Regions from separate parts of the Mus musculus genome. Here regions 1 and 3 are each linked to region 2. Evidence: chromatin loops called from intact Hi-C (ENCODE). Cell type or tissue: left cerebral cortex. All regions are shown on one strand. Links, peaks and the distances in the headings refer to the core of each region. The heading gives the core; the rest is flanking DNA. Region 1 holds the start of Gas2 (growth arrest specific 2). Region 2 overlaps Gas2 (growth arrest specific 2). Region 3 holds the start of Fancf (Fanconi anemia, complementation group F).

Evidence for each region. Peaks named below come from ENCODE experiments on the same cell type or tissue, not always from the same donor. Only the 100,000 strongest peaks of a DNase experiment are listed, where the experiment ranks them.
Region 1: it touches region 2 in a loop (2.3-fold over the local background); 12 of 42 quality-filtered maps call a loop at or near these places.
Region 3: a loop joins it to region 2, with 3.0 times the contacts of the local background. A loop is called at or near these places in 15 of 42 quality-filtered maps.

The regions. Positions count from the first base shown.
Region 1 is chr7:51,871,250-51,882,250 of GRCm38, forward strand. It overlaps Gas2 (growth arrest specific 2), which reads left to right and starts at 7,718. Exons shown (of 8, transcript NM_008087.3): 1 at 7,718-8,121. In left cerebral cortex, for the core only: no CTCF peak of the experiment used is centred there; DNase peaks (open chromatin) are centred at 5,807, 8,074 and 8,231; H3K4me3 peaks cover 689 bases; H3K27ac peaks cover 735 bases.
Region 2 is chr7:51,967,789-51,978,789 of GRCm38, forward strand. The region is part of intron 7 of Gas2 (growth arrest specific 2); the gene reads left to right. Among named protein-coding and RNA genes, the nearest start is that of Svip, 33 kb to the right of the region's middle. In left cerebral cortex, for the core only: a CTCF peak has its summit at 4,908 (motif pointing left); a DNase peak (open chromatin) is centred at 4,899.
Region 3 is chr7:51,855,567-51,866,567 of GRCm38, forward strand. Fancf (Fanconi anemia, complementation group F) reads right to left here and starts at 6,701. Exons shown (of 1, transcript NM_001115087.1): 1 at 5,011-6,701. The coding sequence starts at 6,688. The coding sequence ends at 5,657. It also overlaps a transcript of Gas2 not described here. In left cerebral cortex, for the core only: no CTCF peak of the experiment used is centred there; DNase peaks (open chromatin) are centred at 6,303 and 6,749; H3K4me3 peaks cover 1,790 bases; H3K27ac peaks cover 1,094 bases.

The DNA of each region.
Region 1 (11,001 bases), core at 3,262-8,261, 96 kb before region 2:
GTCTTTTCCCACAGGTTTCAGACATTTTCCAGAATTACACAGGAAACTTGTGCTTATGCTGCACATGGAAAATCAGAACAGCCCTTGAATTTTCACATGGAATTGCTCTTATTCATTCTCTCGTCTCTCTCTCTCTCTCTCTCTCTCTCTCTCTCTCTCTCTCTGTGTGTGTGTGTGTGTGTGTGTGTGTGCGCGCGCGCGTGCGTGCTACTATAGTATCAGAAAAAGAGAACAAATACTGACACAGCTCTTTGGCTCTTTGGGTCCTCAATGGAGTAGGTGATGCCCACCCCTACTGGTTATCAGGAAATTCCTTCTTCATTTATTCAAATTCTCACATCTTCTAGAAGCAGCACCCTTGCAAACACACCCAGAAATAGTTTTAACACTTGCCCCTGATTGCCATGTGTCCATTAACACATGAAGTTAGCCATAACATACTGTGAAAATGAAATTGTTCTTAGACAGTCTCACAGTGACAACAGATTTCCCAAGGTCATTTATGAGGACTATTATTCCAATAATTGCCATTGGCTTTTTAGCCTACCTGTGGGATGTCTGCATTGATTCCCATTGGACCTGTGTCTCTGTGTGTATATGTGTGTGTTCGTATATATATTTGTATGGTTGTGAACATCAAGCTCAGGGACTGACTTTACTAAACACTTCTTTATTGGTAATGAATATCCTCTCTTACAACACTGTGCATGTCCTCAGAATATCGAGCACTAGCCTAAAGAGCTTCACATGGCTTCCTGTGTGTTCATGTCATCATTTGCTGTGACATTCTCCAAAGATGAACAGCAGACAGGGGAGGCAGGAATTTATCTGCCAGTTTTGCTACTCTTGAACTATACTTTTAAAACCCTTTCATTCATGTAGGTAGCACCTGTAAGCAGGTAACAGTGGAAGTCAGATACCCAAGAGCTAGAGTTACAGGCAATTATTCATGGGCCAGTAAGGGAACAAGGAATCAAAGTCTGGTCAAGGTTGACAAGCCCTTTTAACTACTGAGCCATCTCTCTAGCCATCAAGAAATAGGAAGGTTTCTTAATGACTTTCTGGAATATTTATCACTTGCTTTCATCTTTAGGTTTATTGCATGTCTTCTAATCTCCACTCCTTTTGTTCCCCTCCAGAATAAGTCAATAGTTATTATTTCCATTGAAGCGAGTAGGGATGGGGGACAGAAAAGAGGAAGGTAGCACACAGATGGGGGGGGGGGGGCAACGAGGCATATAATTGGTTACTCTACTCAGTTAAGAAAATGGATACTTCATGTTAGGGATGATGTGAAAAATTTAGTAACTCAGGAAACACCCACTGTTACAGATATTTTCCTGTTTCTATGATAATATAAAAACAAAAATTGTAGTGGAGAATTCTTTAAATCTGTCTTGGTTGTTTTCAATGGAGTAAAATATCAAGGTCATAATTAGATATTTTTGATCTCCTTAAGTGAGACAATTGCTTCATTCCCCTTCCACCCAGATAGGTTACATTTCCATCACTGGACTCTGGCTTCCTATGATAAAGAATTTGAGTTGAATAGAAGGTTATCTTTGGAAACATTCCCAGTGAGTAACTGAAATATATAAAGAAAATACTCATTTTGAGAAACACAAACACCCAAGCAAATAAAGAAAAACTACTGTTTGCCATTTGGTCCAGTTTTATTTTTGCTGCTGTGATAAAATACTGATGAAAAGCAGCTTAGGGCATGAAAAAGTTTATCTGGCTTACAAATCTAGCTTACTATCTTATTATTGAGGGGAAGTTAAGGCAGCAATTCTAGTAGCTGTTCACATGACATCTGCAGACAAGAAGAAAAAGAAACAAATGTATAGATTCTTGTTTGCTTGTGTGTAGTTCAATTTTTTAACTTTTACACAGTCCAGTATTGCCTTCTTAGGGAAAGTTGATGTCCACATAGGTTGAGTCTTTCCACATTGTTAAATCAAGACACTCCCCCAGAGACATGCCCACAGGCCAGCCTGATCTAGACAAATTCTTAATTGAAGTGCTCTTTTCATGTGGTCCAAGGTTGTGTTAAGGTGGCAGAGTGTTTTTTCTTTGAGAAAATTATTAAGATGGGAAAAGTTATCCAAATTAACTAAAAGATCGAGATAGAATATCCAAATTAGCAAAATCAGAAATGGGAGATAACAACAGACACTGAGAAAAAAGACATATTTTAAAAAGCTCTACTCTAACAATTTAGAAAAATCTAAAAGAAATGGATAGTTTTCTAAATGGATACCCACTTACCAAAGTTAAATTAAGATCACACAAATAATTTAAAAGTCTGCTTAAATTATAGAAGCAGCAATTAGCAGCCCTATCCCCCACAAAAAAGCCAGGGCCAGGTGATTTTAGCACAGAATTCCATACAACTTCCAAAGAAGTGTTAATGCTAGTACTCCTCAAATTATTCCTCAAAGTAGAAACAGAAGGACATAAGGGACATTGCCCAATTCATTTTTTGAGGCCATAGTTGCCTTGATACCTAAACCATATAAAGACCCAACAAAGAAAGAATTACAAACCAATTTCCTCATGAACATGGATACAAAAATACTCAATGAAACACTTGTAAAAGATATCCAAGAACACACCATAAAGAACATCTACTATGATCAAGTAGGCTTTGTCCTATAGATACAGGGATAGTTCAGTATACATAGATCACTATATGTAACCCAGCACATAAACAAATTGCAAGATGGAAACCACATGAATGTCTCTGTAGATGCAGAAAAGCCCTCTGATAAATTCAGGTACCCCATCATCATAAAATCCCTGAAGAGATTAGAGATACAAGAGATATACTCAACATAATAAAGACAGTTTGTAGCAAGCCTATAGCAAATATCAACATAAATGGAGAGAAACTCAAAGAAATTTCATTAAAATCAGGAACAAGGCGAGGTTGTCTACTCTCTCCATACTTTTTCAATATAGTACTTGAAGTCTTAGTGAGAACAACTAAGACCACTGAAGTTTACCAAGTGATAAAAATTGGAAAGGAAGATGTCAAAGTATCTTTATTTGTAGATAGCATGATAGAATACAAAAATGACCCTTAAAAAATTCTCTCAGGAAATTTCCACAGCTGATAAAACACTTCCAGCAAAGTAACTATATACTAAATTAACTCACAGAAATCAGTAGCCTACAAATGACAAATAGATTAAGAAAGAAATCAGGGAACTAACACCTTTTACAATAGACTCAAGTGGTATAAAATAACTTGGGGTACCTAACCAAGCCAGTGAAAGACTTGTATGATAAAACTTTAAGACATTGAAGAAAGAATTTGGAGAAGATAACAGAAGATGGAAAGATCTTCTATGCTCATGGGATGGGAGGATTAACATAGTAAAATTGGATAACCTAGCAAGGCAGTCTACAGATTCATTGAAATCCCCATCAAAATTTGAACAAATTTCTTTGTACATTTTGAATGGGAAAATTTCAGTTTCATATGGAAACACAATACCCAGGATAGTTAAAACAATCATGAATAGTAAAAGAACTGCTTGATGTATCAACATCCCCAATTGCAAATTGTACTATAGAGTTATAACAATAGATACAGTATGGTATTGACATTAAAACAGTCACTGTGACCAGTGGAATTGAATTGGAGACCCAGATATAAATCCACTCACCTATGGACACCTGATTTTATATGAAGAAGCCAGAAATACACAATGGAATGAAAAGATAACATCTTCGACAAGTGGTGCTAGGTAAACTGCATGGCTGCATATAGAACAATCCAAATGGATCCATACTTAACACCTTTCACAAACCTCAACTCCAAATGGACCAAAGCCTTAACATAGATGGATATACAGTGAATCTGATAGAGTAGAAAGTGGGGAGTAACTTTGAACTCATTGGCACAGGTGAAGGCTTTCTGGATGGAACACCATTAGCACAGGTACTGAGATCAACAATAAATGGCTCATGAACCTGAAAAGCTGCAGAGCAAAGGACACTGTCATTTGAACAAAGAGGCAGCCTACAGAATGGGGAAAGATTTTTACCAACTACACTTCTGATAAATGGCTATAATCCAAATTATTTAAAGAACTTAAAAAACTAGATATCAAGACAGTAAATAACCAGCTAAAAAGTGGGCTATACTTCTAAACAGAATTCTCAATAGAAGAATCTCAAATGCCTGAGAAACACTTAAAGAAATGTTCAACATTCTCATTCACCATGAAAATGCAAAACTACTGTGATATTTTATCTCACACCCATCAGAATAGCTAAGGTTCATAAAACAAGTGACTTTTGCTTGTAAGAATGTGGAAGAATTGACAGGGACATGTGTTATATTTACAAAATAGAGTATTACAACCATTAAAAAATGAGATCATGGGATTCACTTGTACGTTGGTTTGAAAATGCTTGGCCCATGGGAAGTAGCACTATTAGAAAGTGTAGCCTTGTTGGAGTAGGTGTGTCACTGTGGGGGTGAGCTTTGAGGCTTAAGCTCTGCCCAGTTCCGATAAGAGCCTCCTCTTGGCTGCCCTTGGAGCAAGATGTAGAACTCTCCGCTCTTTTAGTACTATGTCTACCTGCATGTTGCTGTGTGTCCCACCATGATGACAGTAGACTGAACCTCTGAAACTATAAGCCAACCCAAATAAGATGTTTCCCTTTATAAGATTACCTTGGTTATGCTATACCTTCATAGCAATGGAAACACTTGCTAAGACAACATGTAACTTGATGGGGCTAGAACAAATTATCCTGAGGGAGGTGATCCAGACTCAGGAAAACAAATATGGCATATATTCCCTTATATGTGGATATTAGTTGTTAAGTCAGTGATAACCTGCAAATAATCTATGGAACAGAGATTGGATATACAGTAAGGGAATCAGGGGAGTGGGGCAGATACAACTCTCTAGGAAAGGGAAATAGAACAGATAGTCATGGATGGATAGGGTGGGAGACTGGAAAGATTAAGTGCAGAGGTGGAGGGAAGAGAGAAAAGAGGGAAGGAATACCAGAAGAGAAAGCTAAAATTAAGGGCCATTTGAGGGGTAGTTTGGAAATATAATACAGTAGAGATGTCCTAAAATATATACATATGAAGGTTATCTAAATGAAATCCTCAAATAATGGGGGAAACAGAGCCCCAAATTGCCATCTCTTTTCATCAAACAAAGCTTCCAGCACTGGGATTGGATTACATCTATTTGAGCTGTTGGCCAAAAGGGTCCCATGGGAACCCTTATGCAACCTATACTGTTGACAAGATGGCTCTCTACAAATTGATGGCAAGGCTCCATTGCTTAAGACAACACTTACACAACTCACTAAATGTGGTGAAGTTGAGCTGGTGTCATGTCAGCTTTTCTTTTTTAAAAACTATTTTTTGCCATATTTTCTTCTCTCTATAACATACAGGTCCTTTGTGTGTATACTATGGCTTTCAGTTTACTGTTTCTATAAGGTTCTTGAATGTGAACGAGCGGGTCTCTGATTTTTAAACCACTTTCTTGGGCTTGTTTCTTTCTGTCTGTTTAGTTTGCCCTATTCTGATGTGATGATTTATATTATAGTCCCTGAGAAGCCTGTTTTGGAGTGAGAGACAGGAAGGGTGCATTTGGATGGGAGGGTAGATGCGGAAGAACTACAAGAAGCAGAGGGAGGGGAGACTCTAATGAATATATATTGTCAGAGAAAAAAATTATCTACAATAAAAGGGAAACAACAACCACAGCTAGCCTCCAAAATGCATCTTTGGAACTCCTGTGCTCTATTTTCATCACCAAAAGAATATTTAGCTCAACTGTAAAGAATGCAAGGAAGAAAATATAAGTTCCCCGTTGCTTCTTGTATTTTTATACTAGATCTGCCTTGAAGGGCAGAGACTGGCATGCTGCATAATTTAAAGCTTAGAAATGGGAAGGCTGGACCATGGGGAGGTGTGAGTGTGTGTGATTGGGCTGCTTCACTGCCCTCAAAAGCCTCCTTTTATTTCTTTAGCATTTCTCCTCAAGTCAGCAAAAACATCTCAACTCCCTATTTATAATGGAAGTAATGAATAATGAGACCTATTTTTATCTAAGGGAAGATAAAATATAAGTAAGCTTTTTAAAGTCCAAGGTGGTAAACTCTTTGAACTCCCGGGATATCTCCTGGAAAACATATTTTAAGTCTTTGGATGATGATGATGATGTTTTGACGGTACAAAATTACTAAGAATATAAAGGTTTTTGTAAAGTGCGCAGGTTCAGAAATTCAAAATGCCTTGTGGAGGAGAGTTCTATGAAAATTAAAACCAGGTCAAACTGAGAAATGATCTTCCTCATGGTTATGCGTGCCAGTTCACCAAGTTTTGTCTGTTCTCTTTTCCCTCCCTCCCTCCCTCCCTCCCTCCCTCCCTCCCTCCCTCCCTCCCTCCCTCCCTCCCTTTCTTTCCTGTTCTTTATGTAGGTCAGTTTTAGATACTGTTCATTTTCAATTTGAGGAATGATCCTTTTCTCCTTTGGGTATGCTAAGGGGAACTCTGGAGCCAACAGTTGCAATAGGAAATATAACAGAAATGAAAAGCATGACTAGCCTAAGTCTTTCCATTGTCTTTCTCTTTTTGTTTGCACTGTCACTGGATGCAAATAATTGGTACCATTTCTGAATATTTTAGAGCAAGTAACCCTCCAGATGGCAACAATAATAAATGTGGAATGCACTTTCACTGGCAGGTAACGTGGTCTGCCTTTCTTTGCTGTTGTAGATTTGTGGGTATATTTTGTTGGTTTTGTTGTTCTCTGGTAAGAGATGTGAGTATGACTTATTCCTTTTTTTTTTCCTTTTTCTTTTTCTTAGATATTTTCTTTATTTACATTTCAAATGCTATCCCGAAAGTTCCCTATACCCTCCCCCAGCCCTGCTCCCCTACCAACCCACTCCCACTTCTTGGCCCTGGTGTTCCCCTGTACTGGGGCATATAAAGTTTACAGTACCAATGGGTTTCTCTTCCCAAGATTCATTCCATTTTAACCTAGTATCTAGGGATCAGCGAGTACCTGTGTACTGCAGTCAAGCAGGCTAGATGCAGACATACACAAGGAGATCCCTTGAAGCAGACTCTGGGAAGTTGAAACCCAACACTCAGCTAGAGGCTTCTGTCCTTCAGAGGTGAACCAGACAGTCCAACATCTGTCCACTTCTTGCAAAGCTTTTCATTTTAAATTTCATAACTTGACACAAGCAGTTGGGGTGAATTGTCTGTGATGTTCAACACAACACTGAACTATGCCTGAGAGAAGGAAGGGCACAATCACATTTCCTTCCTAAAGTAGAAAAAGCCCTGGGTGCAGATAGCCCTTCTAAACTATGATATTTAAACAGAATTTTAAGACATCACATTCTTCTATTTGTAATGAACACTGGCCCAAGTTACTAGAAAGCTCATGCCACTGAGTGTGCAAACTCACAGGTCAGGAAAGAAAAACTTTCCAACACCCAATTTTAACATTGTGCTAAAGTCATTGACTGTTAAAACTCCTGAAGTTAAATATGATATCCTCCCAGCTCCCCACCCCTCTGTCTTAGCTTAGTGTTTGGGGGACAGGCAAGGGGCTGGAGCTTGGCCCCAACTCGGAATTGCTGCCAAGGGCTTGTAATACAATCTCTCCCATTTGAAGGGTAAATCAGTGTCAACCACATTTGCTGTCCAGCAAGGGGGAAAAAAAAAAGTAAGCGTTTTACTTCCTCTTGGTCCGTGTGGACTGATGAAATGTAGGAAAGCTGTTTCTGGCGTGAGGGCTTAAAATCATTTTCCCAAACAGCACCAAGAGGAGCCATCACAGAAGTATGAAGAGGGGCGGTGCGGCCACAGCTGCCGCCACCGTGCTGCTGGGCTGTGGGGAGCCAGGGCCACAGGACCCGCATCTGGAGGAGCCTCAGGGGTACACACCAGAGCGCGGGTGCTGCTGAGCTGAGTCGCAGGGAGCAGCTGGCTGGGTGAGCACGCAGCCAGGAGGGGAGCCCAGCTTCTACTGCAGTCAGGAGCGGGGGAGGGACCTGGAAGCAACACCCGCAGCAGCAGCAGCAGCAGCAGCAGCAGCAGCATCACCAGCACCACCAGGAAGGGTGAGCCGTGCTCACTGTAGTGGGGGACCTCCTGGTACCCAAGAAACAGCTTCCACCCTTCCATCCCTATTGTTGAGCAGTACAAGAAGCCCTCTGGGACCGCTCAGCCAACCAGGGGCGGAAGTGAGGAAGCCTCATTAGCGTTTGGACGTAAATGTACACATGCGTGATGCTCAAGCGAGCCTGTAACGCTATGCATGCTCTGCGGTTATGGGGGGAGGGGACACTGGGAGCTTGGCGGTCTTATTCACACTTCCTGACCTTTTGACTTAATGGGGGCAGAGGAAGGAGAGGTTGTGATGCAATTTGGGGTGACTGTTTTGGTGAAAGAATTGGGTAGAGTTGAACCTTCATTTGTGTGTGAACAAACGTTAAATTTATCTAGAATTTTGTATTTCGACCTGGTGTCTTGTTTTAGCCTAGCCTGATATGACTGGAGTCTGAAACTGTTTAGGGAGCAAAGGAGCCAACTTATTAATTTTTTGTATTAATTACACTGGAAAATTAAATTATATCAACTCTAAAGAATTGACTTGGTCCAGACATCCCGAGTGAGTTCCTAGTGTGGGATTAGAATGAGAGCAAACTCAGCGCCTAACATTCTGTTTTCTGTATTCTAATACACATAGAGGTGGGGTGGGTTTTTTCTACCAATTACTATTTTTAAATTACAGTCTTTGCTTTTTCCATTTTCTTTATCTTCATCTTTGTTTTTATCGACTCCCTACCCACCACCCTAAACCTCTCTTAACAAAGTTTGATGATTTGTTCATAGGAGATTTTATGTAAAGGAAATAAGATCCTGTGTTCAGAGGGACACTCATTTGGCCTCATGGTGTTAAATAAAGGCTCAGACAGGTTGGGAGCATCCGCCAGGCACAGGAAGTCCTCCTTTCCTTCCCACCTGTCCCAAGGGACTCTGAGAGGCAGGGCTGAGAACAAACTCTGTGGTCATTGCTGCTTTTCCCAAACAACTTCTTAGTTTTGTGCTCGTAACTACAGCTCCCGACTGATTTGCCTAGCTTGTCTTTGGCTTCTATCAATGAGTCCTTCTTCAAGGAATGCCCTGCTCTAGCTGTGGAGAGTGTGGTGGTCGTCCTTTCCAACATGGGTGTTCAGGTTCTGACTGCTTAAGAGAAGGTAAGAGCTGGAGGAACCAAGGCAGGGCCACGGTGCCTTGCCTGTGCACCTATGCACCTCGGAACCTGTGCTGCGGGCTGCCTGAGAAGTTTCTGACCAGGAAAGATAGCTTGGGTTTCATCTGTGTGCCACTGAGCTTTACGTACAGCTCTTCATTTTATCTGTGAGACCCTACTTTGTGCATTGGACTATGCTTTGCTGGGAAAGAAATCTACATGGCAGAAGTCACCAGAGTCAAAGGACTTGTGATTGGCCCCTCTCCTTAAGTTTTCTAGCATGGCACCAAGCTTGATACCAATCACTAATTAAACTTTTTGAGTTTGAAGATGTGGCAAAATTTCAGGGCTTAATTTTATCTGCAGAAACATGCCTTTTTGAACTATTGTTCAGAAGTGGAGGGTTGTGCCAGTTCACAGAACCTTGTGAAGACCTGAGCTGGTTAAAATATCTGGTGTGTTTCTAGGAAGTTTCGATTAAAATTTCTGTAGAAATTGTACCATTATTTTTGTGTTTTTGTGATTTTGATATTGTGTCCCCAAAAAGAGCCAGTTTATTTAATTTTTCTTGAACTCTCACACAAGTTTTCCAATCAATGTCGTTTGACTAGAGGAAAGACCAGGAGGGAGACTAGAAGTATCTTCTGCCAAGGTGGGCTAAGGTGTGTGGTGACTTCATGTATTAGATGTTTTCAGGGTAATTCACCTGAGATGTTTCTATTCCCTTTTTGTTATGTGAAATACATAACACACACACACACACACACACACACACACACACACACACACACACATTACATATATATAATATTGCACGCAAATATATTTATGTGTTGCATATATATCTGAAGAAAATGTGGAATTCTGATAGTTCATTGCTATATTTGAGTTAAAATATAAGTTTATGTTATAAACAATATGTAAATCTTCTCACAAAGTAAGTGCTTGCCAAATTGAGTTATATAAACTTTTGATGTGAGCCGTAACAGTTTCCACATAATGACTTTAGATGGTTTTCTACTCAAATTGTGTTTCAGCTTAATCTGGCAGAGGTCTAAAAATCTGTGCTTCATTGTCTGGAAGAATAGTTAAGTAGGATTTTTATAACAATGACTTGTAAGAAATTTGAACTGCCAGAAATATTTTGTCTTGAGAAAGAATTGTATGTGTGTGTGCATGTTTTGTGTCAGTGTGTGTGTGTGTGTGTGTGTGTGTGTGTGTGTGTGATTGTTTTATCCAAGATAAGTCATTATCTGGCTATTAGTAAAAAAGATACCTAAAGAGTTAGCAACAGAGACTGGGTACAAGAAAGGTATGGAGGTTTAATGCCTGAATACCCCATTACTTTGGGCAAAATATCTTCCTAGGCCACCAGTCTCTTAGGAGTATTTGAGAATTCCACTTCTCAACTTTTCTAAGGGCTTATGGAGTCTATTCTCCAGTTATGTAACTAAAGCTGTATATTATTTTGCCTGATACTTTTTCAATTTATTTTGATTTGGTTCCCGACAGAGGTTATAGCTCTATTACAATATCTGAGACTGCTTTTATGTTTAAATTGTGGACTTTATTTTCTGATTGGGCTCTTGAATTGAGGTTTCACATTTATAACTTGGAATAGAGGTACAGACATGTGATGCCAGCACCTGGGAGACTGAGGCAGGAACGCTTTAGAGTTTAGCCCAAGATGGCTCCATAGTGAGTTGGCACAGACTGGGCTACAGAATCAAACCAAATTAAAATA
Region 2 (11,001 bases), core at 2,448-7,447:
ACTGAGCTGATACAGTGTGAGTTGGCCTGGTCTCTGTGGTTTTCTGCCCAGACATGTTTTGCCAAGCACATTAATGGTCCGTTTTCTGTGCCTCATGTGATTCTTCAGATCTCTGCTGCATTCTCTGATGGCTAATTAGTCACTGCTGTGGTTTATCTTTGCATTGCTCTGACTTTTTTTAAATGAATGACTTACATAACAATATATATTCTTATTTTATTATAAGATATTTAATACAAGAAGTATTGTAAGGGAATGATTCCATAGGAGAATATCTTAATATTTATCTTAGAGACCCACATTTGCAGTACCTGGGGCAGTGCTTATGATGGTATTTGGCACATTGACTTTAGGAACCAATGTTTCCTTGGGGGAGACATCAGCATCACATCCCAAAGTTAAACTTGAGCTGTATCTTCATTAATCTTTTATGTGATGCATTTCTTGAGGTTAGATTTTTGGTGGGTGTCCCAGAAGAGCTTTTATCATGAATCAAGAAAGGCCATTAGAAAAAAGATAAAGCCTAGAAAGATGCTCAAGAAAAAAGCAGATGGCTATCAGAGGACAGAAAAAAACATTCCCATAAGAGTTGGAGAGGTCATGTAGAGAAACACCATCAGGATCAGAGAAGATGGAATAAGGAAAATAAAGATACAATCAGACACTATCAAGACTGTTGAAGGGCAGTCATGAGCACAGAGCACAGAGGAGGAAGGGTGGTGAGAAGCCGTGTGGAAGGGTTATAAGAGCCAGGTAGACGCACATGGGATGGGGATGGGGGTCACAAAGGGCTTGCTCTGCCATAAGAACATTGACTTTCTCTTGAAATCATACGGAGATTTTAGAGAAGCTTATAGAATAAAAAAAATCATGAATAGATGACATTGTCCATCAGTCTGGTTACATTGCAGAGAAGAAACCATAAGTGTGAAGGTAGGAGAAATGTTAGCCAACCATATTGGGCTGGGGAATGTGTGCATTTAAACTGTGGCCACTTACCAAAGTCCTTCTAGTGATCAAAGTTCCATTTATAGGGGCCAGCAAGATGGCTCAGCAGGTATACATGCTTGCTGCCAAGAATAATGACCTGAGTTTCAGCTGACAACCTGAGTTCAACCTCCCAGACCAAGTGCAACAAAGGAACCAACTGCTTGTCCTCTTATCTTTTCATGCCCCTGCCCATGTATACATACACAAAATATAATAGGCATCAGAGCCCCATAAGTTCAGCCTTCCCCTTAAATATGGGAATTCTTTAATGTGGGAACATGGAGGCCAGGGAAGTTATCTAACGTGAACCACTGAGGCCATCTTTGCGCCTTCAACAATAGCTGAAATATAGCATCCTGGCATTGGCCACTCCTGCATCCATCTGCTCAGTTGCTGTAACTGGCTGGTTCCAGTACATTGTGATTTCTACTTGTAAATAAGGAGTTGCTTTGGTGAGAATTTTATACAAAATAGATTTGCTGACTACTCACAGAAACTAAAAAAAAAATTCCAGAGAACGATATCTTTATGCCTTTTAACGGTAGTTACTTTTTTTTTTAATCTCTGGGTAGTATCAAATAAGGTCAAATAAGTTAACAAGAAGCACAGAGTGGTGTTCCTTATCAACAAGTTTTCAGACATTTCTTACTCCAAGTTCTAATTCTCCAGATGCTGCCCATATCCCACAGTCCCAGTTTGCCTGGTGATTTAGCATGCTTTTTGCTTAGCATAATAGGGCTATAAAAAATGTGCTGCTCTGCCCCCTCTAAGCCCCACAGTGAGCCTGTGGCATTTATATTAAAACTGTACCTTGTGCCAAAAATCCTCTCTGGAGTATTCTCCAGACATTTACAAATTTCTCAGCATGAGTTCATTACACACATGCCCAGAAGCAGTGGTTCCAGATGTGTGGCTGAGTTGAGAGCTTTGCATACAAGTTAATACATTTTTCTCTTATGAAGTCTGCAAGTTCTTCATAACCTGTGGATATTCTCCACCTACCAAGTGGCTGGCATAGGTGTCATGAACAGGGTAGTGAACAAGGTGTGTCTTTGTGTCCCAAGAGTGGGAGAAAGACACAACACCCAGATGGATGGCCAAGTGTAAGAGTTTAGATATAATGATTTACAACTTAAAGCACATAGTTTCTGTCACAACTACTCCATTCTCTTGCTTTAACTATAATAGGTAATCAGTTAACATGACTGTGTTATAATAATACTTTATGTACAGCATGGTGGACTAGATTGGTCCTGTGGCTATACATAGTTTTCTATGTGCTGACATAGATCACTGCAATGCCATCTTAAATGCTAGAAAGAAAAAAGACCGAGGAATAGCGGAATCAACCATATCCACTCTGATTGGGTAATTTGGAGGTGTGTTGGCTTCTCTAATTGGATGGTTTGGATGTCTTTATCTCTGATTGGGTAGTTTGGGTGTCTTTGTGCCACTCTGATTGAGTGGTTTGGTGGTCTGAGGGTGCTCTGACTGGGTGGTTTGGAGGTATATGAAATGCTCTAATTGGGTGATCTGGAGGTCTTTGAGTCTCTCTGATAGGCGGCTTAGAGGACTGGGGATCACTGGTTGGAGGTCAGCGATTTCGCTACATGAGGAAAGAACTTTTGTCACCATTGCCCATCTACTTTTCCTTTAAAATGTAGGTAAAGGTAGGAAAGTTAGAGACTACAGAACTAGGAGACAGTAGGAACTATGACACCTGGAAATGTTGTTCTGTAAGTAAAGAGGATGTTGAAAATCTCCCTCTCTTCAGCCTGTCATCACTATCCAGGTTTACCTTGTATTACACAGTGCTTACCAAATGAGGGGCTTTCACTCAGCACTGAGAACATGTGACCTTCACCGCAATGTCTCTTCTCTCTACTCTGACATCATGCTGGACCCGTGGACAGAAATTGATCTGGTTTTCTTCCTGGTTGCCTCATTTGTTGTTCTCCTATAGTTGATACATCATGATTATTATATCATTATAGATTCTAGAAGAGGTCAGAGTAGTGGCTACATTTTACAGTGCATCAGTCCAGCCTAGCTTGGGCATGTATAACACATTAGCTAATGAAAAGGAAGGATGTACTCCTAAAATTCATAAATGTCCCTGATGATATATGTAGGGTTAGATCTGTTGTGGGTGCAGTTGTTGTTACGTGCTGAGCCACAAGGAAAGATCAGGGTTTGCATTTAACAACAATGTCCAGTGTTTGCATCATGTGGTTAAAGTATGCAGGCAATAGAGATCTCCATTGTGTAAGGAGCTGAATAAGTTCCTTGACTTTAGATCACTTAGATCCATCTGGAGGAAACCCAAGATGAACAGAGAGAAAATAAGACAGAAAGTAAAGGTGCCTGGCTGAGTTGAACTACACTCATCACCTCTCTTGACAAAATTTGTGGAGTACTTACAATAGACTTGACACATTATGGATACTAATGTATTTAGATGACTAAGACCAAAGGATAGACCATTCATCAGAACCCCTTCCACAAAAAAGGTTCAAAATCCTATAGGTATCTTGGGTTTTCGGGAGAGAACTTTTAGAGGGTGTCGAAGCATGTGTGTCCTAGAACTAGGACAAACTCAAGCAACACCAAAGGCTGGGGGAGCAGAGCAGAAGTTTGAATGATGGTGGGCCAGTTTGGTGATACTCTAGAGAGAATTCAGAGAAGGTGCTAGGGCTCGGTCCGTTGTCTGTGGATGATGCACTGTCACCGAGGAGGTTGGTTCTAATGACAACAGCCTCATTTGCTTTCGCTCATAATTCTGGAGGCGCAACAGGGAGGGGTCACCTTTGGTAGTACAGAGTGTCACCTGACATCAGGAAGTTCACATGCATGTCACTTTGTCTCTGTCCCTCTTAGAAGGCCGTTGGTATTGACTCCCAGGGACCTTAACCTGACTATGCTGAGAAACACCAAACAACACCATCAAGTTAATATCCCACCAAAGTTATAACACACAGTAGGGTCAGAATTAAACGTTTGTTTGGAGAAAACAAATTACAACAAGAAAAAAAGATTGGGGATCAATGTGGAGAATCTTGATGTCAAGCCAAAGAAGTAGCATTCTGACGTGTGGATTACATCAGAGTTGGAAAGAATGATTAAGTTTATAGAAAATAACCTGCTCAGGGGCTGGCAAGATGACTGAACAGGCAAAGGTGCTTGTCACCAAGGCTGATGACCTAAGTTCAGTCCCTAACACTTAGATGATAGAGGAGGACCCGACTCTTAAGTGTTCTCCTCTAACTCCCAAGTTTGCCATGGTGTGCGTATGGTGCACCCCCCCCCCCCACACACACATAAATGCATGTGCATTGTGTAAAGCAGATTTCTGCACCACATGTTTATTCTATTGTTTGATGCACGACCCTGATCAAGCTCTTCAGTCTGCCTGTGGCTCATCTCTGTTGAGAACTGTGACAGTTTTTTCCAGAGGTCTGATCATCTACCCATTCAACAGCAATCTACAAATTAATCTGGTTCTTAAGAACTGAGCTGCGACAAGACAGGGCCCCAGCCTTTGAGGGGTTCTCTTCTAACAGAAATGCATCCGAGGGAGCAAACACAGAAGGTAATCTAAGGTTCTGATCAGGTCAAAGGGAGTATTAGGAACAGTTAGAAATGGGCTCCTAGTAAGACCTCCTTTCCTCAGTGGGTGAGCCTGAGGAGGACTGTTGGTCTGCTGGGTAGGGGCTTGCTGAGGACGGGCTTGCTTTGAGAACAGAAGACAAGGAGCAGCTCAGATGTAAGAAGAAAAATGAAGATTGAAATTGGCTTATCTGAGGGCTGAAGCTAGAATATTTGTAGCTTGTGTTTGAGCATGTCTGGAAAATGCCACCAACTGAGGCATGCATAGCGGTTAGAAATCTTAGCTTTAGGAGTGATGCTGCCCTCTAGTGGCCTCTTGAGCATTTACACCCATTCATGGGCCGTTTTTAGTTTCTTCCCTGGACCAAGGAGCTCAGTGAAAGTATTGCTGCTTGGCCTGTTTGTTCTGTTAAATGCATGCATAGTCCTTAGGAAAACAACGAGAAGAAATTCTGAGCAGGCAGCTTCTATTGAAGAGGGTAAATATGCTTATTTTTGTAACCAAGTGATGTTAGAGGCAGGGACAAAGCCTGCTCTGTTGGGCAAGATGACTTGCATGTTTCCGACCGGTCTGTTCATTATATAAACTAGGGGAGACAATGGTCCCATTAAGGGTTATCTGCTTTTCACTTGAGTATTTTTTTTCCCTTTGGCGCTATAAAGAGCAAACCACCCTAGATTTAGAGAACAGTTTTATTCTATGGTGTGGGTACAAATTCTTTCTCCTCACCCACAAGAAGATTCTGAAAAATTAGCTCCAGAATGCTTTCGGTCCCACACCCTGATGCACATTTTCCTTCGTGTCCACCCCCTTGATTGAGGAGGTGATGGGGAGGCAGAGAAGACTGAGAATTCGACCTGCACACCCTGGCTCAGCCCTAGCCGAGTGGGCTGTGAGTCCACCCAGCACACTGTGCTGTGTCCAGGTGAAGGGCCTTGGGGGTGCCAGCTCCTCTTCCTGCAGGGGGTCTCCTTTGTCTGCCAACTCACTGACACCAGTCTCAGCAGCATTGCTTCTATTGTAGCTATCATTATTTCAACTTGGCACTCCTCCAACAAGCCTCAGTTTCTCTTGGGTGGGCTTTGTTGGAGCACGCACTGTCTCAGGGTTACCTGTAGCAGATACATCACTCTTCTCGTTGAAGACATTTGTGACGCTGCAATTAATCGTCTGTGGTCTTGTTCTTCAGCATTACAGACCTCAAGGCTCCATTTATCTTTTATTACAATGCATCCCCTCAATGTATTCCATTCACTAGTGAATGCTCTGTTGTAGGGCAAGGCTCCTCCCCTCATCCCTAGCTTTTGTACCACACTGACTCATAATCATATATTAAATGTGTTGTGCAAAAACAAACAGATGTCCTTGATGAAATAGAGACTTTTGAAAGTTCAGCAGGCATGCCACTGACTAGGGTCAAGGTTGACAGCTATAAATAAAGTGGTAGGGACTTAGAGAAGGAAAACTGTACTTTTTGCTCATGGAGTTTATATTTGACACTGTTCCTCAGAGGATGCAGGGACTTAGTTTCTCTCTCTCTCAGCACTCTGCAGAGGTGGTGGGACTCAAGAGCATGTTTAGACCAAATGTCTCTGTGTTTAGGAAGAAAGATGGAAGCTGAGGAATAGATGTGGACCCTGAAGGGAGGTTCTAAAAATGTCACTTCACTTTCTGATTACATCTAATCTACTGTAACTAAATCCTGTGACCATATCTAACTTCATAGGAGATTTTTAAAAGTAGAAAGTAGGCTTTGTTCTGCATGTGGAGGAAAAAAAAATGATGCCAGGAGCAGGCTGGTCTTTACCAGGGAACCAGAGAACATACCATAGTGGCTAGGTACCAGGAGTGACCATGTGGCAGGTCAGCAAACATTATCTCAACACTGGGGTTAGGGCTTTGAATCTATGATGGGTGATAGAAATGAAAAGAATAAGAGTTACTAATGTTCAAACCATTTTCCTTTGAACATTATTTTTATAGATGTTATTTATTTTTAATTTTATGTATATATGTGTGCATGTGTTTGTGTGTGTGTGAGTGGAGTGCCCTCAGAAACTAGAGGGGTCATATTCCTCTGAAGCTGAAGTTACAGGGAGTTGTGAACCACTGAACTAGAGGACTTGGAAAAAAAACTTGGGTCCTTTGTAAGAGCAGTACAGGTTCTTAACCCATGAACCAACTCTTTTGCTCCATGAGTGCTATTTATTTATTTATTTATTTATTTATTTATTTATTTATTTATGTCCTGTTTTGCTATTTTGGGGAATTTATATAGGAAAGATACCAGTCAAGAATGGTTTTAATAAGGAATAGTGTATTTTTAGGGTAAAATGTAATCTCTTACAAGCAACTTAATTGTAACTTGGACTTGATTAAATTCAGTTAACCATCTTTTAAAGAGTATATGAGCTTTTAAACACTGTATATATAGCTTTTAAAGAATGTATTAATGAAATAGTAAGCAATATTGAGAAATAATAAAAGAATTCTCATAAAAATGTATGCTTACTTAATGTCTCATGATTTTTAAGGTACTGCAGTTTAGGGCACTTGATCTTACAGAGTCTCTGTCAAACTAGATAGATTTCCATATGAAAACCTGGGAAACGAACAGATCTGTCTAGAGATCTGTAAGTGGCAGGGTCAAGACTAAACTATGTTCATATGGAATTAACTTTGTTTTGACCTGTGGGACCTGCCAGAGCCTGAGGGGAGAGTGTGGCAGAGTGGAGGGAAATAACACATCTCCCCTGAACCTTTGTGGAAACAGGCAGTTTCCCAAATGCCTCTATGAGGGAAATGTCTCTATGGCATTTACATAGATAGCTAGTTCCTACGCAGTACTAAAGGGAGTCTTGCTTAATAACTGCAGCAAAAACCGAAGGGCAGAGCAGCAGAGCCTGTTGTCCTGTGATAAATAAGGGAACCACCCCTAGCCCCGCACTAAAACACCCTGTGGTCCACACTCGGTGTCACTAAGCAACCAGGTGCAGCTCGCTTTGAATTCTGCACTAGTTATAGAGGCATAAGATCTCTCTGAAGGCTCTTCAGAACTACCCTTTGTAGAGAGCTGGATTAAATGGCACACAAGGGCACCATGGCCCCTTTCACCCAGTATTTTCTGGCACAGATCCTCATGCTGCTGTTGCGGCAGGTCACATCAGTGCAGCTGCCACTTGGCCTGATCTAGAATTTCTCATTTGAGGTTTAATTAAAATCTCTAGCAAGAGCTGTCTGTCATTTCTCTTTTGAAAGTTTTCTGTCAGAAGGAAAAAATGCTTAGTGTTGAGCCCTTCTCCTGGGGCTGTGTTGCCATTGTTTCTGTAGGAGGGCTCCTCTGGTGATCCCTTCAACTACTTGTAGGTTTGAATTGGAAATCTCAATAGAAAGCAAATCGTAATTGGTGGTCTGGACTCATAGCTGAAGATAAGGGGGGTGGTAAGCATGGAGGTTTATTTTTAGCTCACTATACTGTATTGTCAAGTCAAAACCACAATATCATCAGGAGTCATTTTTATATGGTAGTCTCCTCTTGAAGTTGTAATTTTCTTGGTCTTGAGCTTAGAGAAATAGGGGGTCCGAGCTATGAAGTATTGTGCACGTGTATTTCACCAATGGCAAGGATGCTTGGGCTCAAAGACATCAGGTCTGATTAAAACAACAACTGACTCTCAGTGCAAACCAATTGATATTCTGCAGGATGTGTACACTGTACACATTTCTGATAGATCAAAATAAGGGCTATGTTACTTAAGTGAATTTTCCTGAAACATTTTTTAACATGATAATGTAGAATAACACACATTTTATACTAAAATGTAATATGGACCCAACACTATTTTGTCAATCTGAGTAAGCTATAAAGCTGCTGTGAGAGGGACTCATAGTATCTAGGACACATTGTGAAACGCAGAGAAAATACTAGCCTGTAACTTTAGCAGTTAGCAGCAGCAGCATTACCACCATTATAACCATCACCATGATCATACATTCATAATTGTCACCATCATCATCACCATCTTAATTTCCTTTGTCATCATCACTATCATAGTAATCGCCATCACTGTCTTCTTAATTTCTTCAGAACCTAATTGTGAAAAGGTAGACCTTAGGTCCTGGCCAATTGATAGCTACCATATTGCTCAATAAAGGTAAGACCCAGCTGCTCTGGGGTTATAGACTCTATTGAAAAGCCAACTTGTGAATGTTACCCAATAAGCACTCCTTACTCTCAGCTTCAAGGGGGCAGATTTGAATTGATATCTAATGTACTTTCAAACTCAGATAGTTTATGTCTTTCACTTCCAGTCACTCTCCTCAGCTCAGTCATATATGGTGGTGTGTGGCGGACTATGGACTTTGGAACCTCTTTTCTGAAGGATAAAGTAGATCTATAAGTAGCATCCTTCTAGATTATTTGGTGTAAAGAGCCAAGTATGTCATAGAAAGTTTTCATTCAGCATCATCTAAAGGATTCACTTTGTCCTCTTCAGAGTCAAAGCTTGCTAGGCTACTCATCAGGCTAATAACTCCAACCATGCATGCTCAGGTTTCTGGAACTCTCCTTCAGTCCCAATCTCAGAGTGGCATTCCACCTTAAAATCTTCTCACAAGTAGTTTTGAACTTCCATGTGTCTTTTGTCTTCTACTCCCACATAGGCTCTTAACCATCACATCATAGCTCCCTGATTTCCTAAACTTGATGTTGATTCTGACTTTTAATACTGAGAATCAGTTTAGATTCATTTGCTGAGATTCATCTGCTAAGATGACTAAGAGGTTCCAGCAAGCCTAACATAACAAGTTCTATGTCACACCATCATGGATAGAGAACAAAATAGGGAAGTAATAATAGAAAAACTCCATCATAGTCTAAACCAGTGGTTCTCAACCTGTGGGTCATGACCCCATTGGGTTCAAATGACCCTTTCACAGGGGTCAGTAGAAATAATTCTGCATATCAGAAATTTATATTGTGATTCATAACAGTAGCAAAATTTATGGTTATGAAGTAGCAACAAAAATAATTTTATGTTTGGGGGTAACCACAACATTAGGATCTGTATTAAAGGGTCATAACATTAGGAAAGTTGAGAACCATTGCTGTAAACACTGTCTCTACTGAGTGAATACCAAAAACACCTTGTTTGATATGAACTGGAGATGTTTTCCCACCCAAGTACAGCGAATGTTAGTGATTACCAAGGGGGTGGGGAAACTAAACAGAAAAACAAAACAACTGTTCTCACAAAGTGTATCCTCTAGTCTGCAGAGGAAATTAAGGTCAAGTGTACATAGCCTATGGTGCTCTTCCACCCCCTTTTTCTACTCATCCTCGGTGAGGGATTGTCTGTTCTCTCTGATTCACTCTGACACAAGGCCCCTCTGGAAACTGGTTTGTCTCTTGACACATCCTACTCTACCAGAAGAATTAACTAGGGACTGTCAGAGGGCACTGGAGCACCAAATATTTCATCTTCATGAATGAGATGGGCAACACACAGCAATGGACTTGTTGATTTTAGGACTTGATTGGTATCTTGGGAGTTAGGGATGCCTAGGTACCTCCACAGCTATGTCTTGGGAGATTGTGTGATTCACAGGGTTCTTTGCTTCTAATGCCTGCATCCTGGGTTTGTGATCACTTCTGCAGAGCTTGGGTGCTTGGCTCAGATTTCTATTGCCTAAAGTACTGGTATCTTCACCTGAAGGGTGGTTAGAAAGCCTTTCAGTTTCCCTCTTCAGGGACTGAGACTATAGGAAAGTGAACAGCCAAGGATTGGGAGAGGTGTAGAACCAGAAGATGTGCTGTTAGCACACATGGGAACTGCTTTTATGATAATTCTGAGCGTGTATTATGTCCTGACCTGTAATTAAGTCTAAAGAAGGAAGAATACAATCATACAAGTCAGACTTCTCCAGATCTTTTAGAAATTTTCCATAGAGAGATTTAGTTAAAATTAAAGCACAACTTTTATGGTCTCTCTTCCTAAAGATAGATCCTGCTTGTAAGAGCTCTACCTCCCAGTACCTTAAGACATCCATCCTTTCATCTTAGTTTTTTCACAACAATCACGATGCGTGCCTGATGTATGTTATTGAAAGCAGATCTGCATTCATATCAGCTGAGCTAAAATTATGCAAAGGGGCATCGAACTGATACCATAAAGTTTATTTTTACACAAGAATTATAGAAAATACCAGTGGGCATTCAACAAATTCCTTGAAGTAGGTTTTTAGGTTTAGCCAATCTTATTGGTCTTGTGTTCTATTGCATTACGCTGTGCCCACTTGTCTGCTGCTTATAGACATCCACTTACTCATGGTTCAAGAAGTAATCACTTGTGTGTTATGCAGAAGGATTAACACTTGGTAATATTAATGTAGGTAGAGTTAGAATT
Region 3 (11,001 bases), core at 3,661-8,660, 110 kb before region 2:
TAAAACCACTCATGATCTACATGGTTTGCTATTTTAAATTTTAATCATTAACATATTTAAAGCTTAGGTGCAGAGTCAAATTCAGTTATCATTTTGGGTAGATTTTGTTATTTTACAATTTCATACATGTGCATTGTGGATTCTACACCGTCTCCAACTTTCCTTCCTCTCCTACCAGCCACTCTGCTCCCAACAAACCTCTTTCTTGTACTTGCCTTGATTTTTGTTCAGGGTCCTACAGAGTCTGGCTGGGGTCATCTGTGAGGTCTACTTTAAAAAGAACATCAGGGGAGTGGGGGTGGGTGGATATGGGGGACTTTTGGTATAGCATTGGAAATGTAAATGAGTTAAATACCTAATAAAAAATGGAAAAAAAAAAAAAAAGAACATCAGAGGTTTTTAAGGTACTGAATATGTCTGGGACTTGTAAAGAAATCTGGCCATTTTCTCCTGACATTGCATCTATCTTCACTGAAAACTAACAGCTCACAAGCTTATATCCCTGTGGGTACTGTGTCAATACTCTAAGTATATGCATTACCTCCCACAGAATATTTTACCAAAATTATTGATATTATGTCAAATGCTCAGTGAAGTAATGAATATTTCAACAACCATCTGAGAGATCATGGAGCAGGCACTGGAATTAACAGGCCCAGTATTGACCTAAAACAAACCTGTTCTTTGCATTCTGCTTTCTCTATAGAGTCTTTAAAATATACTTGGCTCATAACATACATACATATACATCATAAACAAGGCATGGCAGCGCACATCTGTAATCCCTGCTGCTGAGGAGACTGGGCCAAGCAGCCCTGAGATCAAGGTCATCCTGTGCAACCCAGCAAGATCACTTCAAAACCAAAGATGGTTTATTATGAAGATTGGACGTTAATAATGTTTAGAACATCAAATCACAACACAGTGAGAGTGCTTGCCAGATGAGTAAATATTTGCCACTTGAATATGGTATCATAAGGTATGGATATTATGAACACAGAGATGAATGTGTCTTTGGAACACGTTCTCTTTTAGTATGAATTGTGGTAGTCAATTTCAGAGGAAATCCTAGGTTCTAGGTTACCATGAGTGTTCAGACTTTGTCAGAACCTTGTATTATACAGAAATGCAGTGTGTGTTATGTGTATGTATTACGTAAGTTCTACGTAAATATAAAATGCAAACTCAGTTTTCACACTAGACCTATACCCTGTGGTCACAGTGAGGTCCATAGGAAACCCTGATTCACTAAACTCCAAAAGGCAGCCCGTATATTTAGAAATGATTTCAAACCTAGAATATAGGAAGATTTTTGGTGGTTGGGGAAAAGCCAATATTTCTAATGAACTGGTGATAACAGTTCCCATCTGCTAAAATAAGTCTTTTTTTTTTTTCTATTTGGACAGACTTTTGGATTTTGGAGAACTGAGGTTTCCTTTGGACATGACAGTCATTGTGTATGGAACTTATCTCAGGTTGGGTTTCATATCACTCCCTGTGTAAAAGGATAGAGCCACAATAGGACTTTCAGACATGGTGAGCTCCTTTTAAGTCAAACCCCAACCTCAGTATTAAGAACAATGACGCTCCCAGAGACAGCTGGAGACGGCCATCACTGTAATGATTTCAGCTCTTTCCCTTAGGGCTAGCATATTCCTAAGTCAAAAGGGCATCCTTAGCCTACCAGGACAATGAGCGTCTGATTAATGAGGTGGTGCCACTATTCTGATAGAGTAATTGATCATTTCCAATTAATTCCTGAGAAAAATCAATGTTTGCTTCCTAGAGTGTTTACATCAATTAAGTTGTGTCAATAATGAATATTGTGTATCCAGTTTTTAGGAAGAGTGGGTATTCTGTTTATAACCTGTTTCTACTTTTGAACTCTGGCGTACAGCAGCAGCATAAAAAAATGTGACAGCAAGAAAAGTACACTTTAACCCTCAGCAACAAAATCCTTTTTTGGGAGAAGCTAGGGACTGTATACTGTGGGCCAGGCTAGCCTGGATTGTGTGTGTAGCTCAGACCAGCTTGGAACTCATCTCTTAGTGGTTTGAACTCACTATGTAGCCCAGGCTACCCTCAGACATAATCATGACATGGATGAACACTGATTCAACTCTGAGGTATAAAGTAACTCTGGCAAGCTCTTAAGGCTGCCGGGCTGAAATCTGAGAAAGTCACCATGTATTGGGACTTGATTCTTGTTCAGATCAATCCTACTTAAATTATTCCTAAAGTGGTTTGCACTTCTTGGACAGATGCCCCAGTGATGATGCTCTATTTCCATTTATGCCAGCAGAGCAACTGGTTCCTTACGTGTGTCAGTTGCAGTCTGGGGTCCTAGCTACTCTAGGAGAAACAAGTTAGAAGTGGTCTTCTTCCCCACTGAGCATATTCTCAGAGAGAGACACACATACAAACTATATGCACTCATGAGCAAGTCAGGGAAGCCAGCGAAGAGCAATTGTTTTTCTTGCTGACTTGCATATACCCAGGCAGTTGGAAGGATATGGGGGCTGGGGGGGGGGTCTTCTCTTTGAGTTAATCTTTCTAGCTAATACCTTCACAGATCTGTCCAGAGGCTTGTCTCTTAATTGATTACAGATCAAATCAAGCAGACAACCAAGATTACAACCCAAGAAAATCAACTCAAAACAAAAAGAAAGCAAAAGTCAAAGAGAAATACTGTGAAACACACAAAGAAACAAAGTCCCATCAACAGCGTGGGATTTGCTCTCCTCTTAAGGCACCTCGGACTCTGAAATGCAACGCTGACTCTAGAGAACCAATGAGCGGTAGCTCTTGCAGAGGGCCTACATTGGACAGTTCACAGCTAATTATAACTCCCCTTTAGCCTCCAAAGGGAATTTATACTCACATGCAAACATCCTCATACAGACGCACATATGCATTCTTTTTGTTTTGTTTTGATAAATCTAAAATAAAAATTTGCTAGAAATTAATCCTGGAATCATAAAAAAGCATATGAGATGTCACATATATATGTATACATGATGGGCAGATTTGAGAGGAAGGAGGTCAAATAAAAATTTGGACAAGTGATATTAAATTTATATATTAAGGCCTTGCATTACCAAACCTTGCCAATACTACTTAGTATCACAGGCACTGTTAATATTACATAGATACCCACTTCTAAAAATAATCATTTGACTAAAAACTGAGGCGTATAGAAAGAAAAGCATATTTTTCCCTCATAGACTCTAGGAAGGTCTCTTCACCCTTTTCAGCTATGGACCCAGGTAACTTACTGCAGCACACTGGCTTCAGCCTATTAAAAGAAAGATTCTGATGTGGGTCCTACCTACTTCTACTTATTCACAAGGTGGCCCAAAGCAGTGTCACAGATATACTAAACTGCTGAGGGATTTAGAAAGTTTATTCCCAAGGCTAGCTAGTCACTACAGGTAAAACATGGGGCAGATTATCAGTCCTGGGAAACAGGACATAAGATACCAACCGTTTCCATAGCAGCAAACTAATATGGAGACAGCCAGGAAAGAGCTTTAGGGTGTGAGCAGCATAAACCTTCGAGTATAGGCCCAGCCAGTCACAGGAGAGATTAGGAACATCAGGAGTATGGCGGAAACGGTGGGGATGCAAATGTTGAACAAAAGATCAGTCACTTGAAGATAGGAACAAGACCACTTACAAAGGCACTGCAGTGCAAGGAGGCCCTTCTTTCTCAACAAGGAAAAGGAGACAAGTGAACTGACACTCCTGAATGATAACGGAAAATCATGCACAAAGCAAAACCACCTTCACACACGAACCAGATGGACTTTTGCAGATACTCATTAAGATGTTTCTCACCATGAGATATTTCCCCAAAGAATCCTAAAAACAAAACAAGATAAACAAAATCTACTAAGTAAATGAACAGAAACACAACCACAGAACTCACAAACTCACTGAAATGGAAGTGATAAAAGTTTAAGGAAAAGATGTCCTTTACTATACGAAACGTTGGTTTGGCTTCAAGCAAACAAAAGTAAAACAGCAGAAAATGAGCTGTGAAAGGCATCGGGATTAAAACTTCAAACCACCGAAGCTGAACCACAGAAGTTAGCTGTACGTGCCAGCTCATACCTAAAATCTCACCATTTAGGAACCCGAGGAAGGAGGATCCCCTACGAGTCTGAGGCTGGCCTGGGCAGACAGGGAGTTCCAGATCAACCTGGGTTAGAGTGAGACCCTAAAACAACAAAACAGAAGCAAGACAGCAAGACCCAGCTGTCGCTCGTGTATAACTGCACAAAGAATCCAAGTCAGAATACAGCAGATGTGAAAGACGGTTCACACAGATCAGGGCTAGAAAAAGGGATTTGATCACAGGAGCAAAAGAAATGATACTGCTCTCTTCAGATAACTGTATTCGTTGTTTAGACTTGTGTCCTAAATCAGAATCAAAATTTTGCACTATATGTCCTTTTGCTCTATTTCTAAAATTAGAAATTAATTTTGTGAGTTATGGGCATTTACCATGGAGAAAGTGTGTTGAACCCTGGAAATTTACTTAGCAAATTATTAACAAAAGCATTTATTATTAAGTTTAAAACACTTGAGCAGACAAAGTTGTTTTGTTTTTTTGAGACAGCTTTTCTCTTTGTGTAGCCCTGGCTGTCCTGGAACTTGCTTTGTAGACTAGGTTGGTCTTGAACTCAGAGATGTGCCTGCCTCTGCCTCCCTAGAATAAAGTTGGGTTCTTAGTCAGAGAATACTCAAAATAGTCTCCATCCAGCAAACATGAGGAAAACCAGAATCAGACATTTAAACACCTGATGACCCCAGGTTAGGGCTATTAACTTGATAAATGGCAGAAGTGGTCTCGATTCTCTTAACTTACTAGATCCCTTCATCATATAACCCAAAGGGGTATGTTTACACTTACTGTGCTCTAAACACTTAAGTGGGTACTCAAGAAATGCTTTAAACTATTTGCTGTTATTTTGAATTTCAGAGTAGTGACTTGTACAAAGAACAAAATTTTCTGAGCAATGCAATTTTAATGCACACATAGGTTGGTAAACAGGTAAAAGAAAGCAAGTTTAGGGCTCTAACTCTAGCCCAGTCAGCTTTGAAGTTAACATGATGCTACCACATGTTGCTGGTTGAATAAAACTTTGTACTACTGAAGAGTGTTAGGAACCAAGTAAATCATACAAAAGTACCCTTCTTGGAAAACGTAAAGCTGCCTTTTCTTTTTAGGGTGAATCTAGTTTTAGTATTCTTACAAATTAGCTTTATACGAAACAAGCTGAAAATTCGATGGCTTTAAGAATTCTTTCACGATTAATGATGTAGCTCAGTGGTGAACACTAACATAGGCAGGGTCCTGGGTCCATTACCAGAACAAAAACAATCTCTATATAATACATATTATATAATATATAAATTTATAGATATTGTGCATATTATATATATTTATATTATGAACCATTTAAAATTGGCCCCTGAATAATTAGGTTTTGGGAGCATGTATATAGGGAATTGGGGAGAACACTGACAATTTGTAAACTGCATAGTCAAGAAGTAGCAGGATGCTGTGCATAGAGGCTTTGGTGAGAAGTATGCTTGTTATTCCCTCTATGGGACAGGGTCTGTCCAGATGCCCAGCCTGGGAACTGAGAATCTACTCTAGCACGATCCCACACTCAAGCACCACCAGGAGGTCTGTCCAGATGCTCATCCCAGGAACCTCGAAATCTCCATCCAAGGCTTTGCGGGACCTTAGGGTCACCAGCACCTCTTCCTGCAGAAATGGCTGGGCATGGCACAAGCTCTGCAGCCTTAGGCACAGCTCTTCCCAGGGCATGTCCTCCATCTGTGTAGGGACCCAGGCACCCTTTTGCAGATCATAGTGCAGCCGCGTGGCCCACGTTGTGAGCAGGTCCAGGTAGGCGCGAGACAGTGCGTGGTGGCAGCCCGCCACGGAGGCCAGGCGCTTGGCTGGCAGATGGCGGCAAAAAGCGGCCAATACCTCGGGACTTTCGAGAAGCCAGCGCAGTAGTTTCTGTGTCTCATCCGCACCCGCAGGGTCCGTGGCCTGGGCTGGCTCCGGGTCTTCCTCGCGTAGCAGCAGCGCTTCGGCAGTCACGTCGAGCACGTGCTCCCGCGGCCCGCGCGTCCACAACGTGTCCAGGAGTTTGCGCGCGGCCGCGGAGTCGGCCCCGCCCAGCTCGTGCAGGCGCGCGTCCAGCAGCTCCGCGTGCGTGCGCAGCAGCGCGCTCCTGGGCGCGTCCCCGCCGAGGCGGCACAGCAGGCGCAGCGCGCTTCCGCGGCGCGCCAGGAGGACCAGGCGCGACTGCGGCACGTCGTCTCGGTGGTCCGCGGCGGGGCCCGGGAACAGCAAGCTCGGCAGCGCGCGGGCGGCGGCGGGCGCGAGCGCGCGGTTCCGCAGCAGGCGGAGGGCGAGCCGCGCGTCCCCGGACTCCAGCGCCGCGAAGCTGCGCAGCCCGAGCGGCCCTCCCCGCGCGGGGAGCCGCCTCTCGAGCGCCTCCCGCACGCGGCCGCGGCCCGCGAAGCGTCGGTACACGTGGAGCAGATAACGCGCCCACTGCAGCGCCCTGCGCACCTTTTCGGCGTCCCACGTGCTCACCAGCGACCCACACGACACGGCCAACAGCTCGGAGAATCGCTCGGTTTGCTGCACAAGCGGCTCCATGGCGGCCGCTTCCGCCCTGACATCCCGAGGCGCGAGCCGATTGGACATGAGCGTGAGCGCCCGCCTCAGCGTGCTGTGCCATTGGACGACGGCCGTGTCAGTCTCGCACCATGGTTTCCGGGGCACATTGGCGCTGAAAATGAACTAGGGCAAAGTCCCAAGCTTTTACTCTGGGTCTGGGAGAGGACGCGTGAGTGCGAGTTTGAGCGCTAGGATTTTATGTGCTCTTTTGTTTTAAAAATGCCAGTGGTAGACATTTAGGCGCTTCCCCGAAAGGGGACCCATGTTCATCATTATTAGCAGTGCGGATGTGATCTGCTTGCGAACTCAAAGCTCTTAAATGGCCCGTTTCCCTGGTACTTGTGGAACCAGGACCCTCACACGCTGTGCTGTGAGTTCCCGGGCTTTTTTCCTTTTTCCTTATTTATATTGTTTACTGATTCTGAGGAAACCTATCACTGAATTGTGCAAGCAGCCTTTCAGTTTGCAGTCCTGCCTCGACTAACCTAGTGACTGGCAGCACTATCCTGAGGCTTACTAGCCATGCAATAAATGAAAGTTTAAGCTCAAAATTAATCTACACATTTATGCTAGACTCTGAATAGTTCTGGGCATTCTTATCAGAACATATAGTTAAGCCAGTTTTGTTTAGTTTTTAGCCATTAGCCCAGACTATAGTGTTTGGCCTTGTGATTTTATTTTAGTCTGTGTGATGGGTTTTAAAGTTTCAGGTGGTAGCTATTAGGAATTACAGAGGTCACTGGTTCATCCACTTACTAAATACTAAGTCACGTGATGTGATAGCCAGTGAAGGACAGGACTGGCGCAGTTGAGATAAATGTAGTTAAAGCTTCCCTGTCCCACAGGAAACACTAATGTTCCTTAGAGAGACTTCAACTTCATAATGCGGTAGACAAAAATAAGAGTCACTAGATCTTAGATGTTAGGGAAAGCCCCATTAAACCTTCCTTTCAACTGAATGCCCAAAGAATACACCTGGAAATGCTTCAAGGCCATGGGAACCGTTAATAAGTCTTAAGCCACCAGAGTGAAAACCAGATCTAATCCAGGGTGAGAAAGAAGTCCAAAACAGCTTCATTTCCAAGTGGCTGGGACAGTTCAGAGAAACTTCACCAGTGCTCACCTTTTCAAAACCAATATTATGTTAAATCTCAGTACCACAGTGAGTAATTATTTGTTTCACAGTAGCCATCTTTTATTAAGTAGCTATGCATCCCTCCGACAGTTTCCCATCAGAAGAATGCACTTTGGATTTCGAACCAGTTTTCCATTTAATTTGGAACAATCTATGTAGAGGCTGAAAGATGATAAACACTTTAATTTCAAGAAACCTATGCACTTGAGGCAGACATTGGGAGGATTCCCAACCCATGTAAGTGTAATTCAAATCAGATTTTGTGTAATTTTAAAGTGCCAGGTATGGTGATTTTAAAGACCAATTGGAAATGGATAGGAGAGCACTGAAAGGCTATATGGACTGATCTTTGATTTAGGCTGCACAAATACTTGCACCATCAGAGGATAGTGGAAAATCACGTGAGAGGAATCACACAAGTTAAAATGTCAGTGTAATATGTGAATACTGTATGCTGAGAATGCCAGGATCAACCTTCCACCTGCTGGTCACACTCTGCAAATCCCCAATATGTAGTAAATAAGAACAGAAAATGGAAGCCCAGTGTTAGCAAACTTTTATTAAAATAGCATTTCATTCAAACACAGGAATGAGCAACATAAACAACTAACATAAGATACTTTCACCAAGAGCTTCCCTCAGGACTCTAGAGAAGATGGAAGCCATATATGTGACATACTGGGGTAGGTTTTTGTTGCTGACTTTCAATATGTACTCTGTGGTGTTTTCAGTAAGATGTCCTCCATTGGCTTTGGTGTTTGAATACCCTAGTTGGTAACACTGTTTGAGAAGGTGTGGCCTTAGGTTAGGCTTCGAGAGCTTAGAACATCAACTACTTCCAGTTTCATCCTTTTCTGTTTCATGTTTGCAGGTGAGCATGCCAACTCTTAGCTTCCTTCCTCTGCTGCCTTGCCCAGCCCCTGCTGTGATGGACTCTTGCTCTCCTAGAACCCTCAACCGTAAGCATAAATAAAACCTGCTATAAGTTGCCTTGGTCATGATGTTTTATCATAGCATCAAAAAGTTAACTTGTACTTTGGGATAGCAGTCAGCTCCACCCTCAGGGCCAGAAAATGTTAACTGAACCAGTTAATGAAACCCTGTCTTAATTTACTAACTAGTCTAGGAATCCAGCTGTAAGCCTCTCTATATAACATCCTCTACTAAATAAAATAAGTTCAGAAGTGGCCAGAGGAATTCACTATAGTCATTAAGGCCTACAGTATTCAGAAAAAAAAATCTTACTCTAAAGTCAGTAATTAGTCTAAGCTGAACACCAGGCATGCTTATGAGAGAGTTTCTTTGTCAGGAAGAAACGTTGAACAGTCCTTAATCTGAATCTGCTTATAAATACCTTATATATTTCTAATTGCTTTTGTCAATCTTGTGGGGTTTTTCAAATTTATTTAATTTAAATGTACGTAGCTAAAGTAGCCCTTGCTATGATGGATTCTATCCGTCTGAAACCATAGACAAGGGTGTGTTGGTCATGGTATCTTGTTACAGCAACAGGAAAGTAAATGTTGCAGTAGTAATCGGACCAGTGAGAGCGGTTTTTTCCCTTTAAACCTAGCGTTTTATATGTGCCTCTCAAATGTTCTTTACTGGAGTATCTTTTGCCTGGATGTGAAAAGACTGGAAACATTGCTCAAACACAAGCCAGAAGCCACACTGCATGGTAATGGAAAGTGCATTGTGTTTCCTATTATCTGACCTAGGCTTTTGTAAATAGAAAGGGGGAAAATTATCCACTTGCCCTCTCCTTCATTAATGTGTTTTCTTCTCTTTCCCCACTGTCCTGAGCAGAGGATAGCTCATCATCATGTTAGCTCCTTGCCCTTGCCCTTTGATTTTCTGCTGAAGTAATCAGTATGAGGCCTTAGCAAACAAGCAGGGGGACCAAAGGCAGGCTCTGTCTTCTAAGGCTGAGGCATCTTCTTTCTGCATCTGTTCTGCACGATGTTCCCCCTAGCAGCCCTCTGGACTTCCTGCATGTGGGGTCATACTTACTGACTGCTTTTGCCTTGCCCAGATTTTATACATGTTCTTCTGTTTGTTTATGTTCAAAACCTCTCATGAGTCTGCCCTTATTTTCTGACAAGACCTCAACAGAGTCAATTGCTCAAATTCTCAGTCATTTTTATAAGTCATGTGAGTTCATGAGTCATAACATTTTCCCTCCACATTCATCTAGCTAGTGATGAGTACTTTAATGAATGTATTCTGAAATACCTAACATTGACATATGAGCTGCCAGTCTGTGACAGAAGTCATCATTACAGCAAGTATATGACAGGTGATGTGAAATCATCCCATAATGTAATTAACTAGAGGTGAACAAAGCATTCTGTTAACAGTGTGGCATGGTGGAGGTGTCGGAACAGGGGCCCGGATGGTGAAGACTTTAAAATACCTTCTGCAGTTTATAATTATTTCTTTTATAATTAATAACTTGTCTGTTTGTCTGACTTTCTTTTCTTTCTTTCTCTTTCCTTCCTTCTTTGCTTCCTTTCTTCTTTCTTTTCTTTCTTTTCTTCCTTTCTCCCTTTTTCTTCCTTTTCTCCCCCTTTCTCTCCTTTTCTCCCCTTTCCCTCCTTTTTCTCCCCCTTTCTCCCTTTTTCTCCCCTTTTCTCCCTTTCTCCCTTTCTCCCTTTCTCCCTTTCTCCCCTCCCCTCCCCTCCCCTCCCCTCCCCTCCCCTCCCCTCCCCTCTGTTCTTCTCCCTTCCCCTCCCTTCCCCTTCTTTTGTTTTCCCCCTTCAGTAAGAAAGGAAATGAGCTGTTTTATTTTGAATTAGAAGATAGCTTTCATGTAGATATATGACACTGTTTGCATGCCTTCATTTTTGTATGTTGATGTATGAGCACCTGCCAGGAAGGAGTTTTTGTTTCTGGTTCAATAACTTTTAAGTGTCTGCTGTTCCCATTTTCAAGTCTCCCAAAACTTTTATGTGGATTCTTTAGGCACATTTTTTTCATTATTTCTCAGCCTTCTTTTTTTTCTGGATGGCTGAAAGTTCCAGACATATAATGCAAAATGTCCTAAGAGATTTGTGTGTGTGTGTCTGTGTGTGTGTGTGTGTGTCTGTGTATGCTAAGCAAATAGAAATTGAAAAGTGTGTACATATATAAACTCACTTTAATTCCCCTTTCGTAATGA